Linked DNA regions of Homo sapiens: region 1 is linked to region 2. The links are chromatin contacts, found by Hi-C or POLR2A ChIA-PET in ENCODE. All regions are on one chromosome and are shown on one strand. The core of a region is the stretch at or near the end of the contact, and the rest is flanking DNA. Distances in the headings are between cores, read along the strand shown. Region 1 overlaps SORBS1 (sorbin and SH3 domain containing 1). Region 2 has its middle 18 kb from the start of PDLIM1.

Region 1 (3,888 bases), core at 306-2,805, 150 kb before region 2:
TGGAACTTCAGAATCAGCATATCTGGCTGCAGAACTTGTAATCCGCATTTTAAATAAGTGCCTCCCCAGGTGATCCATGTAAAGCAGTTTTGTTGAGGCCCTCTAGTACATACAGTGGGAACGTTTGCAAAGATTATTTGTTATCTCAATTTAAGATACTTATTTTTAAATCCAGAGAATACAAATGTATAATGAAAGTTTGAGAGCAAAGCTGACTGATTTTGGGTCCATATTTTTACTTATGAGTGAGATTTGAGACTTCAAGGCACTGTGGGTAGTGTCTTCAATTTGTGCAATAAAATTAATTTTCAAAGTACAAGTTAGAAATTTAGTTGAAGGGCACATGTGAGAATAATTTTAAAATGCTCTTGCTGTTTTTCCGAATTCTCCAACTCATCAGAGTTGACTTAGAACAGCATTGCAAGTAGTCATTTAAAATACTTTCTCAATATCAATAAGAAAACTTGCATTTGAGAAAATCTCTGATTATTAAATCATTTGTGAATTCATAAAACAGTAAATTTGGAGAAAAAGGGACGAAGACAGAGACCCAATGTTATATCAAGGATTATAACTAATATTTAGTTCAATAATTATCATTGGGGGTAAAAGTAAAGATAATATTCATTCAGTTATCTGCAAAAGAGATGATGATGGTTTTATTAGGGTCTTCCAACCACATACTTACATGAAGCAGCATTTTTGGCCTTTAAAGTAAAGAAATCAAAGCCAAAAAGGGGTCAGTTTGTTTCTGGCTGTACTCTGTATAAAGTTATTAATTTTTTTTTTTTTTTTTTTTGAGACAGGGTCTTGCTCTGTCTCCCAGGCTGGAGTGCAGTGGTGGAATCACAGCTCACTGCAGCCTCGACGTCCTGGGCTCAAGCGATCCTCCCACTTTAGCCTCCTGAGTAGGTAGGACTACAGGCACACACCACCACGCCCGACTAATTATTGTATTTTTTGTAGAGTTGGGGTTTCACCATGTTGCCCAGGCTGGTCGCAAACTCCTGAGCTCAAGTGGTTCACCCGCTTCGTCCTCCCAAAGTGCTGGGATTATAGGTATGAGCCACCACGACTGGCCTAAAGATATTTTTAAGGGACTGACAATTGGGATTAGAGAGAAGCAATCACTTTGAATATCTTAAAACTTCTTTGAGTTTAAAAGTGATCTCACATAATGTATCTGTGCTTAAATATAATTTCTTAATGTCACTTGTGTAGACTTCAGTGATAGAAGAAATAAGATTTAAATAAAACTTTAACCCTCTGTTTAGTGAATAAATTTATATGTATATTTTTATCTTTATAATTTTAATGATTCTTGTAACGAATTGGTGTTTCTTTTTCCCCTGCTGAAACAATGTTTGGGCTGGGACACATTGGTCTCCTTTTCATCCCCTCTGTTTTGCTTGTCTTTGGGGACTCCTCACCCCTGTGTCTCATTCTCCTCCATCTCCTGTCCCTCCTTGGCAGCAATGGGGTCAAGGAGACTGAATGTGGACCTGACACATCCTACAGAGAAACCACACTTTGTTTCCAGGCAGGATCAGAAGTACTTGACTAGGCAGCATTTTGGTTTTGCAGTTCCGAGGCAACCCCAACGCTGCAAAGGCATCTTCACATTGGAAGAGGCACACTCGAAGGATGATTTCCTTATCTTCCTGGCAGTTGCCTGAAATCTCCCTTCTAGCACTGTGATCTATGAGCTCTCACGCACTCAATTTATTTTCTTTGCTAGGAATTGCTAGAGCCATGGCTGGGTCACCCTTTGCTTTCCTGGCAGCTGGCTTCACTCTGAACTTAATGAGGTTGCAGAGCTGAGGGGCCACGGAAGGGTTTCCCCCGTTGAAAGGACTCTGCTGCTTGTCCCTATTAAAAGAGTAAATGCTGACTGCTGGGTGACTCCAAGGAAGGGCTTTTCCAGCCAGTTTCCATGTGGTCAGTGTCTAGGGCACATTCCGGAGCCCGCCTGCTCCTCCTTTTCTTCTCTTTGGACTTTAGTGTAACCAGCAGTGAACAAGGAATGTATTTTAAATGACATGTAGATGTAACTTTTGGAGTCGCTGGGATTTTCTGTCCCTATCCACTGGTCCATTTATCAAAGTCTGTTGGCAAACTTGTGTAGCCATCCCGGATTTCATGCTACCTAAGGCCTCCCTGCACCTGATTCTCTGCATTTGAGCTTGCTGGTTAGTTGTTAGAGCTGCGATATTAGCAGAGGGGAATTTGAAATGCTTCATTACCATTCTGAGAGTTCAAGTGTTTTTTATTTCTGTTTTTAGTAAGTGCTTAAAACACATATTTTAGTTTTTTTCCCTTACAATCTAGTGTATAAAAATCTTTTAAACTTAGGCTTCACATTCTTACAGAAGAAAAAGCTTATTTATTTTTGTACTTTTATTATTAAACAGATAGGAAAAAAGTCTACAATTACATGCTTCTTAAGCTGGATTTCCTCCAGAAGTGTAATATATTCACCAAACTCCACAAATACCAGAGCTCCCTTTAAGCATATTGGGAACCAACCCAAGAGTTCTAAAGTTACGTTTTTCCTGAAGGATTTTTGTTGCATACTTGGAAAAAAAAAAAAAAGGTGCAGGGGAGGTGAGGTGGGGATTCTTGTATGGGACCTTTATCCTTTCCCCCATCTCTATAGTCTTCTTAACATGCCCTCTGTCAGACTTTTTGATGGTTTGCTCTCTAGATATTCAAGATATAAATTTAAACAGTGAGATCCACTATTCAATGCCCCACATTTAGTTCACATTTAGTGAACTTTTACTGAATGAATGAGCTCAGAAGCACCAAAGGACATTTGTTTGTGGACTTGCTTTAAGTTAAGGATTTTTTTTCTTTTTCTTTCTTTTTTTTTTTTTTTTTAGGAGAAAGCTGACCTGAGCAAGGTGGTGCATGCCTGTAGTCTCAGCTACTTGGGAGGCTGTGGCAGGAGGATCACTTGAGGCCAGGAGTTCAAGGCTAACCTGGGCAACATAACAAAGCCCTTTTCTCTAGATAGCTAGATAGCAATTTATGCGCCAACTCAGTACTTGTATATATGACTTTAGTTTTAGAGACACTTGGACCTATATAAATGTTAAGAAACCTTAGATTTTAATTCTCAACTGCTGGCTTTTCCTTTTTAAGAGAGGAAGGGAATGCCACAATGAAATTTTAAAAGCAATTTAGAAATATTTGAGTGCCCTCGTGAATGAACAAACATCATACAAGCACACATAGATGACTGTCTTCAGGGAGTGTAACATCTAGAAAGCAGAGCAGGACTACAGACATAGTAATTGTAACATCTCCTGCTGACATGGCTTGCCCCTTGTCCTGTTGGAAGGGCTTGGCAGGATGAGAGTTATTTGTTTTAGGGAGGACGTGTACCTGGACATTGCATTTTCTCATCTCAGTGTATTGATCAGGACTGTAAAGCCCATGACATTTGGAAACTGTGTTTTTTTCCAGCCCTGAAATGCTTTTTTTTCTTTTTTGGTAGGGATATTTTATTCTTTTATAGACTTAGGGGTACAAGTACAGTTGTATTACATGGATATATTACATAGTGGTGAAGTCTCTAGCCTTGAAATTCTATGATGCTCTGAGTCCTTTGGCCTCATGAAACATTCTTAAAGATGATATTGCCTTGTTTTTGTTCTTGTTTTTTTGAGATTGAACTCAATTACTGGCCTGTTTAGCAGACAGCCAAGGGCACTGCTGTCCTGTCGCCTGTAAAGTTCTGCACAAATGCAGGGTGCTGGATGGAGTCACTACAAGCTTTGTGTTGAGTTTTCTCTGCCCAAGGCAAAAGCCTTCATTCCTGGCAATGCCCTTGTCTCCATGCAGGGTCCAGTACATTGTTGTTAAAGTAAAACAGTGACTAACTAG
Region 2 (3,669 bases), core at 705-3,204:
GAAATTTGTCTCCACAAGCAATCCTGTAAAATCCATGGGGTTAGTGACTCTGTTTTGCTAATATATGCCTGGCACCAAGAAGAGAGTCTAATGTGGCACTCAATCCTTTGTTTATCAAATAAACAGATAAATAAGCCCTTGAGGCCAGAGATCCTAGAACTCAGAATATGTTCTACCAACAATGAAAGAAGGGAAACCATTTTCTTACAGTGGCAGAAACAATGAATTAATCTTTCAAATTATGCTGGTTTCATACAAACATAGAAAGTGAAAGTTCTCCATAATAACACTCCTCACAGAGATCACTCCTATATATGGTCCTCCCAGCTTGCTTTTCTACACATACTAAACACACACGTCTCTAAAATGCTTTATGTAGTCTCATACACTTTTACTTTCCTTTAGTAGAACTTGGACATGTTTCCATAACTTACTTAACCCATCCTCTATTGATGATGCAGGTATTTAAGGTTATTGCCAGCTTTTTACAACAACAATGCTGCTTTGAGTAAAATTATTGGCTTAAAGAGCAGGAACATTTCAAACCTTAAGAGATTTCCAAATTGACTTCCCAAAAATTCCAATTATACTCCCACCAAGTCCATGGAAGTGTGTTTCCCACCACCCAATTAAAACTACTACATTGTCCGCTTCCATGAATTGGGGCTCCTTGGTTCACCCGCTTTTGACTGGCCAACCCCTTCTTCATCCTCTTTCTAGATCTTCACTGCATCCTCAGCCCTCTGTTATTTTATCTCAATACATGCTCCTGCGGAGAGCAGATCTCTCCCAATATAATTACGGCCCAAAGAGTCAATTGTGGGAGGGCCCTTTCAATGATTAAATGGTAGAAGCTTAGGCCGGGCGCAGTGGCTCACGCCTGTAATCCCAACACTGTGGGAGGCCGAGGTGGACGGATCACCTGAGGAGAGGAGTTTGAGACCAGCCTGACCAATATGGTGAAACCCCATCTCTACTAAAAATACAAAAATTAGTCAGGCGTGGTGGCGTGTGCCTGTAATCTCAGCTACTCAGGAGGCTGAGGCAGGAAAATCGCTGGAACCCGGGAGGCAAAGATTGCAGTGAGCCGAGATCGTGCCACTGCACTCCATCTCACAAAAAAACAAAAACAAAACAAAACCTAACACTACTGCATTGGCTGAGACATACCAAAGGGCGTTAGAACTAGTCTCAGTCAGGAGTTAATCCAGAGACTCAAACTTTCTCATCAGTATTTGTCTTATTCTTGGCGTTTTGTTTGGCTACATTTTCACCTACTGAATGCAGCAGTGGGAAACATGGCTGCAAGCTGCTCCAGCCTCCTTCCAGCTCTCTGACTCCAAATTCTCAAGGCAAAAGGACCTTCCTATTTGGCTTTCCCTGAAAACAACTCCAGATGCTGGCAGGCCCAGCCTGGATATTTACTCTTCCCTAGACTAATCACTTTGACTAAAGAGGCAACTTTACTTGTAAAAACCTTTGTGGCTTTTGGCCAGGCATGGTGACTCACGCCTGTAATTCCAGCACTCTGGGAGGCCGAGGTGGGTGAATTGGCAGCTCAACCAAAACCTCAAAGAATGAGGGAGAGGAGTGGCTGGGCGAAGGGGTGTCTGCTCTAAGAAGGGGAAAAGGAAACTGGACAGATAACAGCTCAATGGTCCACTGGACTTGGAGAGTTATTGTAACACACTTTGAAAATGGAACACTATTGTCCTGTCCCAGTATAAACTTCAGTGTAGTTGAAAGCAGGCTATGTGCTGAAGTTTTGCTAGCCAAGGTCTTGACAAGAATACAGTGGGAGGAGAAGTCCCAGAGGAGGGGGCCAATGCGACCAGGGGGGCACAGCACAACCGTATCTCATGCTAAAAATATCAGACTCTAATGGAAGGGAACAAAGTTGATGTCTCAGAAGTCACAGAGGATGTTTGGATGAGTTGTACGTGGGAGTATTTTTCCAAGTCTTAGCACATAGAAACCACATCTGTCTCAGGAACACTTAACCAGGTCTTTTAGGACAAATCAAAGAACTTATCACTTGATACAGGTAATTTTTGGAACAAATTAGCCAACAAAGTGGTTCAGATTGAAAATATTATAGAACATTTAAGATAAATCCATAGATGCAAAAATCCATAATGAGAAGCTCTGAATGACCGTGTGACACTATGAAGTCTGTCCCGGAGGACAACTGCACTGGTCTTCCAGGACCCTCACTCTAGCCTTGTCAGGGGCAAAATATTGAGTAGATTAAGAGTCTCTCTACCTTTAGGGTTTACTTGTTTTTCAAGTAATATCTGACAAACAGACGAATCTGCAAAAGGGAGATCAAATCATCTTCAATAGTAGCATAATGTAAATCGATGATCTCAAAGCTTGGTTCATGGTCACTTTGGAATCTCCAAGCCCTTTCAGGAGATTCATAATGTCAGAACTATTTTCAAATGATGTGAAGCTGCTTGTGGTAGTCAGCGTCCAAAGATGCCTCCAGTCACCCTCACCTCTTGGTATTCAGGCTCTTGTGTGATCCCCTTCCCCATTCTATGAGGGTTGGTCTGTGTGATCAATAGAATGTTGCAGAAAAGTGACAGCATATCACTTCCAAGGTTAGGTTGTAAAATCCTTTATGGCTTTTGGCCAGACATGGTGACTCATGTCTGTAATCCCAGCACTCTGGGAGGCCGAGGTGGGTGGATCACCCGAGGTCAGGAGTTCGAGACCAGCCTGGCCAATGTGGTGAAACCCTGTCTCTACTAAAAATACAAAAATTAGCCGGGCATGGTGGTGGGTGCCTGTAATCCCAGCTACTCGGGAGGCTGAGGCACAAGAATCGCTTGAACCTGGAGGCAGAGGTTGCAGTGAGCCGAGATTGTGCCACTGTGTTCTAGCCTGGGTGACAGAGTGAGACTCCATCTCAGAAAAAAAGAAAAAAAGAAAAACCTTTGTGGCTTTTGTCTCATGCTTGGATCACTCACTTGAGGAGGAGTGGACTACAGTTTAGAACTTCTAAGTTCTGGTATTTTGTTGTGTTGGATACATGCACTAATTCCTGAAAAAAGGAGAAGTATTGGAAAGAACAATGGGCTGGCAGTCTGAAGACCTGAGTTCAAATGCCTCTTAGGCTTACATACATTGTGAGACCTCAGAAATGCCACATAGGCTGTCTTGAGTTTTTTCATCTAGGAGGGAAAGATGCCTGGACCAAAGTGAGATCCTTCTAGGAAGGAGGAAGAAAAAGGATGTTTGGAAGGCAATCTGCAATGTCCACATTGGAGCTCCCCAGTCATTCTATTGCCTACTGTATACCAGCACTTTCCATGTGTTATCTTTTAATAGCACCTCGGTGAGGAAGGTATTCTTATCTCCACTGACAGGTGAGGGAACTGAGACTCAAAGGAGTTCAGCCCCAGGGTATATGTGCAAGTACATGGCTTCAGTCTGACTCCAAAGCCAGGGTCCTTTCCATTGATCACACTCTACTGCCTGCAAGGCACAGAGCTGGGACAAGACTGTGGACCAGTATACCTCTGGATCACCTAAAGCTTACCAAAAGACTATAACATCTTCAAAAGCAACCTCATTGAATAATAGTGATAACCATTAGATGAGCACCTACTACGTGCTTGAACATTGAAAGTTGCATTAAAGGTCTATGTCCCTCCTTGGTCAGTC

The links. A loop is a pair of places that touch in the nucleus more often than their neighbours do. ChIA-PET counts read pairs that join two places held with the same protein, here RNA polymerase II (POLR2A). Pooled maps may share reads with other maps.
Region 1: POLR2A ChIA-PET joins it to region 2 with 13 read pairs in Panc1. The contact joins two enhancer-like sites. A Hi-C loop is called at or near these places in 3 of 37 single-sample maps with no recorded cell type and 4 of 50 pooled maps. POLR2A ChIA-PET finds 5 or more read pairs at or near these places in 1 of 52 experiments (Panc1).

Annotation. Positions count from the first base shown.
Region 1 is chr10:95,457,623-95,461,510 of GRCh38, reverse strand. All of the region lies in intron 2 of SORBS1 (sorbin and SH3 domain containing 1), which reads left to right. Among named protein-coding and RNA genes, the nearest start is that of SORBS1, 100 kb to the left of the region's middle. Within about 2 kb of position 1,555, at least 5 of the 41 ENCODE cell types and tissues checked have a DNase peak (open chromatin) inside an H3K27ac peak, as active enhancers do.
Region 2 is chr10:95,306,781-95,310,449 of GRCh38, reverse strand. No RefSeq gene overlaps it. Among named protein-coding and RNA genes, the nearest start is that of PDLIM1, 18 kb to the right of the region's middle. RefSeq lists an enhancer at 120-299. Within about 2 kb of position 1,954, at least 23 of the 41 ENCODE cell types and tissues checked have a DNase peak (open chromatin) inside an H3K27ac peak, as active enhancers do.